2 separate regions of the Homo sapiens genome follow, and region 1 is linked to region 2. A link is a loop called in an ENCODE intact Hi-C map of the cell type or tissue named here. Cell type or tissue: dorsolateral prefrontal cortex. All regions are shown on one strand. Each heading gives the region's core, and the rest is flanking DNA. Links, peaks and the distances in the headings are about the cores only. Region 1 overlaps SLC24A3 (solute carrier family 24 member 3). Region 2 overlaps SLC24A3 (solute carrier family 24 member 3).

Region 1 (2,919 bases), core at 108-2,607, 58 kb before region 2:
TGGATAGTGGTCCCAAAGTGGGGAGTGAGAGTCTAATAAAGGAGATGGTTGGGTGTGAGCTCTGGATTGATTGGTTTGTATTTGAAAAGCACAGTCTTGGGTATGTTGCTCCCTATCTCTAGGAGCTGGTTAACCCTGGGAGGGGCAGTCCCTCAGGGTCAGCAAGATGCAGTATCAGAGCATTGAAATACAGGAAATGAAAGACGTGATTAATACACATCACTGAGCTGAAATGTCAGTGGTTTACCGAACAAGATAAGTAAAGATTTAGGACTACATTTGTGCTCACAGAAACCCCCATATATGGGAAATTTTCATGGGCAGTAAAACCAAGGAACCGCTGAACTGTATTCTCCCATGGAATTTCCTAAACCTGGCATCCATCAGCCCCTTTTGATCACTCCGCAGCGAGGGCTTGGGAAAGCTCTCTAGAGAGAAGCAGGCAGCTGAACAAGGTGCGAGAGAAAAGGAGCATCACCTTGAGTCTGAGCACATGGTGGGAACAAATGAGAAAACGTTCTTCAGGTGACCTCAGCTCAAGAAAGTGGACACTGCAGGAAGAACATTTCAATTCTGGAAAAAACAGAAAACTTTATAGAACCCTGGTCTGCACTGTTAGCATTGGTGCATTGGTGACAAATGATTTTTTTTTCTTTTGGAGAATTTGTCATTTTTGCTCAGAAAGAAACAAATAATACCTACAGTGAGGCATGCTATCTACCATTCTCTTTTTTTCTCTACATCCCTCTAATAGGCAGCACAGCTGCCTCTGGATGGTTATTTGTTCTTGGCTAATTACAAAGTAAAGGGATTTTACAGTCTTACAGATGGGAACTTAGAGATAGGATGCTTTTTTTTTTTTTCTGGAAAGAAATGGAGCTCATTTAATGCCTAATTAGGGAGAGTCACATGTGCAGGGTAAGGGGAATGGTGACTGCTAACCTGAAGGGAAGGAACTCTTTCCTTCTTGCTGGCATCATACAGGGATTCTGTCTCTTACTTTTGTAAGCCACTTAACAATTGACAGTTATCTTGGCAACAGCCAAGATATTCAAAATTTCAAAAAATTCAAAAAATTCAAAAAAGGCTATCTTTCCTTAGTCTTCCCCGTAGCTTGAGGTGCTCTGCATATCTTTGGACAGATACTTGTTGATCAACTGATCCAATTACTCCAGCTTTGGATTTTGCCAAAATTATTTACAAATGCTGCCCTCTCTATTTTGAGACAATGCACAATGGAGAGAGAACAGGCTTCCAAGTAAGGCAAGGCCAGGTTTAAATCCTGGCAGAGCCAATTACCAGCTGCAGAAAGTTGGGAAACTTAACTCCCCAGAACTTGAATTTTCTCCTCTGTAAAATGAGCATAACAGCACCTACTCCATCACTTCACTGACATGATTAAGTGGTACTGCCCATGCAAGAACCTGCCATCTTACAGACTTATCTTCAGTATATGTTTTACATTTCTACACCAAACAACATAGAAAAGGATTTTAGTAAAAAAGACATTCGTTGTCACCACTTATAGTCTATACCATAGCATTAAGTACAATTTCAAGGAGAAATGTTTTGGAAGGAGATTCATCTGCCCACTAAAATGTTAGGAATCCAGAATGATCTACTTGGCTAGATGATGTGCTCACAGTTCAGTACTGGACAGTTAGGGGTATCCCAGGGCAATTAGTATGTGCTTAAAGTACTCACGGTCACCTTTGGAGCTTTTTCCCCAGGCAAAGAGTGACCCAGCTGGAGTGCCCACCCCTGACAAGCACTGACCTGTAGACTCAGAATCCAAAGGTGACTGTAGTTTTCTCGTCTGTCTAGTGAGAGTCTGTGATAGCTTTCCTTATCTTTAAAGTCTCTTCCAGTTGGAACAGTCCTATAACAGCTCATGGTTATAGGAGAAACATAGAACAGAGAAAAGTCTGCCCTGCTGACTTGCCTACACCTCACATTGTAGTAGATGCCCAAACTGGTTCCAAGAATGAATGATATAATGATGCAGACATTCATTTTCTTGTCTCTTGGGTCTGCAGCTTAATCACCTGAAATTCTCTGTACCAAGTGACCTGCTGGCATGTCCTTCCTACAAGTGCTGACTTGTGCTTGGCAAGGAGACTGGTTTAAGATCTTCCTCAGTTCAAATGCAAATAGTGGAGATAATAATAGCTAACAGTTGTTGAGTATTTACCATGTGTCAGATAGTTTCCAGAACTTGGCACATGTCAGTTGATTCAGTCCTTACACCCTGAGGTAAGGATCACTGTTTTCATATCCTATACTAATATAATAGTACTTATGTTTTCCTAGTTGCACTGAGCCACTAATGGAACTTCTAATTGACCCGTCCTTTTTCAACGGTTGGGAATACTCTCCTCTGACTTCCTTTAAAAAAGCCATGTAAAAGGACCCAAGTAGAATTTCAGCTCATGATCTTGGCCTTATTTAGCATGACGCTCAGATTTATGTCTCTTGGACTTCACAGATGGATGTGAGAAAGAACTCCTGCTCTACCTGCTGAAAAGGTTCAGTATGCTCATGTAGATTTACTGACCCCAGTACTTTCAGGGGCTTCTCCAGGGGATATCTTCCCCACCTCAACCCTAGTTTCTGGCTGGATGCTCCCAGGAGCTTTGTGGCTGATAGACAGCACTAGAGCAAAGGAGCCCAGGAGGTCTTCTGGCTGCCTCTCTCATCATATCAGTCTTACTCTCTTTTACTCTTTTCTTGGTGTGTATTCATGTATCTGCTTTCACAGGCAGCCGGGTCCAGGGTCACCACTACACCTGGACCCAATCTTTACATCTCAGCTTCTAGGGATAATGGGACTCTCTCCCCATCTCTACTTGGGAAAACCCCAAAGAAGGGCTCTGATTGGTTACAGCTGGCACCTGTGCCCTTCCCTGGACCAATCACAAT
Region 2 (2,919 bases), core at 89-2,588:
AGATGAAAACCAGTGGTGTGGGCAGATACCCAGGTTGTTCACTGTGCACTAGATCCGAAAGTTATCTACCTTTTGATAGGAAACTTTGCAAGTATTTCAAACAGAGCTTTCTGGCCTTGACAAGGCCATGGATATTCTTCTTTACTATACTCTAAAGCAAGGCCAGATGCTTGCTTTAGAGTACTCAGGACAACATTGTAGTTAAAAGCCTGGGCTCTGGAGTCCAAGAAAACAGGGTTTTAGATTTGTCTCTGCCACTTATGAGTCATGTGGCCTTGGGCAGATTATTTTCCTTTCTGAATCAAATCTCCACATCTGTGCAATGGTGACAACTCCACTTATCTGCCAGTGTGTTCGAAGGACCATTTGAGACAACGCATCTGTAGCCTGGCACCAGCGTTCAGCCCACCACACCTGCTCAGTCCATGGGAGTTCTTACAGTCATTCATTTTTCCCATTCAAGAAGCAGAGGATTCCAGGAAGTTAATACTGTGGTAGAATCCCACTCACTATGGACCTTTAGCCTTTTACTCCTGAGGCCAGGGATCCAGTGCTTTAGTTTCCTGCATCTCATATTTACATGTTCACCATATCCACATACTCCCTGGAGAATTATTATTTCCTGTATATTTTCCTTAAACTCACTTTCAAAAACTGTATTTTTTGAAGCTAATTTTATTATATCTGTTTCATAAATAAGTGTGGATATTTTTATAATAATATTAAAATGATCATTATATAACTATTAACATTTACAAAGTTTGTTCTCGTATGGCCTGTCCTCATCTACACATCCCTGGAAGCACACCAAGCACCTTCCAGGCATCCTGTGTGTACTTCTCATACCTTAAGAGCTATCCAGCCATAGCGATGGGATTTCAACAGCCCTAGGGATTTAGAAGCAGTTCAGAGTATGGTATTTCTAATCTTTCCAATAATGTTTTATATGTCTCACTGCCGATATCTGACTCTGGGAATGGAATTATTTCTGGATCCTGAGGTTGCTTGTGAGGCTGCTGTGTAGCTCTCTGAATTAAATGGTTGGCCTGGCCTCGTTGCCATGGTGACAGGAATCAGTGCAAGCCGACCAGGTGACCAGCTGGATGGGGAAGCATCACAGATGTGGGCCATTTCTTTGTCAGTTATCTCAATGACTGTCATTTCCATCCCCTTGAGTTGGTCACATGAGCAGTCACCATCTCAGATCTTATCTCTGACATAGCCGGTGGGAGGGCCTGAAGACCTTGGAAGTTGGTCTAGGATGCATACCTTGGAAGACACACACAATTCAGTGATGTATTTTTAAAAAGAGTAAGAAAGATAAGCAAACCGGGTGAACACTGTCTATTTATTTACTGATGAATGCAACACCTGTTATAGAGTTGGTACTCCAAAATTTTAATTAAATGAGTGAATGAATAAACCAAGTACTAACACTGTACTATATAATAATCATATGTATGCTTCTTCAACCAGCATTTATTGACTATTTTCTGCATTCTTAGGACCAGGCTGAGGATAAAAGGGTAGAATAGCCTGAAAATGTGAAGCAGTCATCAGATGTCAGGGGGTGGGTAAGAGGAGAGAATCTGGGTGCTTTCTTAGGGAAAGAGAATGGATCATAAAATGGGATCACTGGAGCTGGAGGGTAAGAATCTTAGTTGGGGGGATCAGTTAGGCTAAGGGCAAGTCAGGGAAACACTTCTCAAGCCAATGGCCAGTTCATCCCCTTCCCTGAGAGAATGGCTTAGCCCTCCACACTCCAGAAACACTGCAATGAGGCAGACTTTCTAGGGTCGTGCTGCAGATGGTCCACTATGCTGCTTGCCTCTTTGGTTCCTCACAGGCCTGGTTTGGAGGGAAATGCTCTCTCTCGGGTGTCTTGCTGGACACTGTATCTCTTGGCTCCAACTTCCTTGGCCTAGCTTGCCGCATTCCAAGTCAAAATAGCTCATGCTCCTTCCGGGCGGCTCCCCAGGGCCTGGGGTGCATAGATCTGCATGGAGGGGGAGAGGGTCTGTGACTGGAGATCCTTCTTTTGATGGGTATCTCTCTGTGAGGCTCAGCCTCGGCCACCAGGCCCCATGTGCCCAGCAGAGATGCTGCCTGTGTTATCTGAGTACTTAGACCCTGGGTTTGCCCATCTATAGTCCATACCCACCCAAATAAGTCATGCCTGTGGAAAACTTTTTAGACAGTTTTAGTCCTTGTGATGAAGGAGAGCAAAATCTCTCTCCAGAATTGAAAATGCTTCAGCAGAGAAGTACTCTTGCAGTAAACTGGCTCCATCTAGCAGATCTACAAAATTAGTGGAGGGAAGCTTTGCAAACACGAATCTTTAGGGCATCTCAATGAGGATGCTTGGTTCTGTCCAGACTCATTGCCTTCCAAGTAATGAAATCATCTGGGAAACAAACTTATTAAAATATAAAACCCTTCTAGAATCCTTCTTCAAGCTTCAAAGGGAGATTTGGGGGAAGGAAATACTACCCCATTTTAATGATTGCAAAGATGTTTGGGGTGGGAGTTTGGGGGTGCACATTGTTTTTGGTGTCTAATTCAAATTTGGTTATGTGCTGTAGGTCAGTTTCCAGGGTGCACAGCCTGGACTAGGGTCTTCCTGAGCCTGGAATTTGGGACAGAAGGAGCTAGACCCACTCATCCAGCTTTGGGCTGCAGTGACTTAGAGGGATTAAGAGGCAAATCTTGCTCTGGCCATCCCGAAAAGGCTAGAGGACTCACCTCTGATGCATTTTACAATTCAAAGGGATGCCCCATTCCTTTGGAGACTTAGAACAAAAGCCAACTGAAGAGGTTGTCTCGGGTTGGGTCCCCAAGACAGAGATTCTTGTGCAAGTCATTCATTGTTGGAGAGATCTCCAGAGAAAAGGAGTGAGAGAAACAGGATCAGGCAGGAAA

Evidence for each region. Hi-C counts contacts between places; a loop is a spot of excess contacts. Peaks named below come from ENCODE experiments on the same cell type or tissue, not always from the same donor. Only the 100,000 strongest peaks of a DNase experiment are listed, where the experiment ranks them.
Region 1: a loop joins it to region 2, with 4 times the contacts of the local background. A loop is called at or near these places in 1 of 110 quality-filtered maps.

What each region holds. Positions count from the first base shown.
Region 1 is chr20:19,433,899-19,436,817 of GRCh38, forward strand. The region is part of intron 2 of SLC24A3 (solute carrier family 24 member 3); the gene reads left to right. Among named protein-coding and RNA genes, the nearest start is that of SLC24A3-AS1, 150 kb to the left of the region's middle. RefSeq lists enhancers at 34-93, 254-313. In dorsolateral prefrontal cortex, for the core only: no CTCF peak of the experiment used is centred there; no DNase peak of the experiment used is centred there.
Region 2 is chr20:19,492,055-19,494,973 of GRCh38, forward strand. The region is part of intron 2 of SLC24A3 (solute carrier family 24 member 3); the gene reads left to right. Among named protein-coding and RNA genes, the nearest start is that of SLC24A3-AS1, 210 kb to the left of the region's middle. In dorsolateral prefrontal cortex, for the core only: no CTCF peak of the experiment used is centred there; a DNase peak (open chromatin) is centred at 1,096.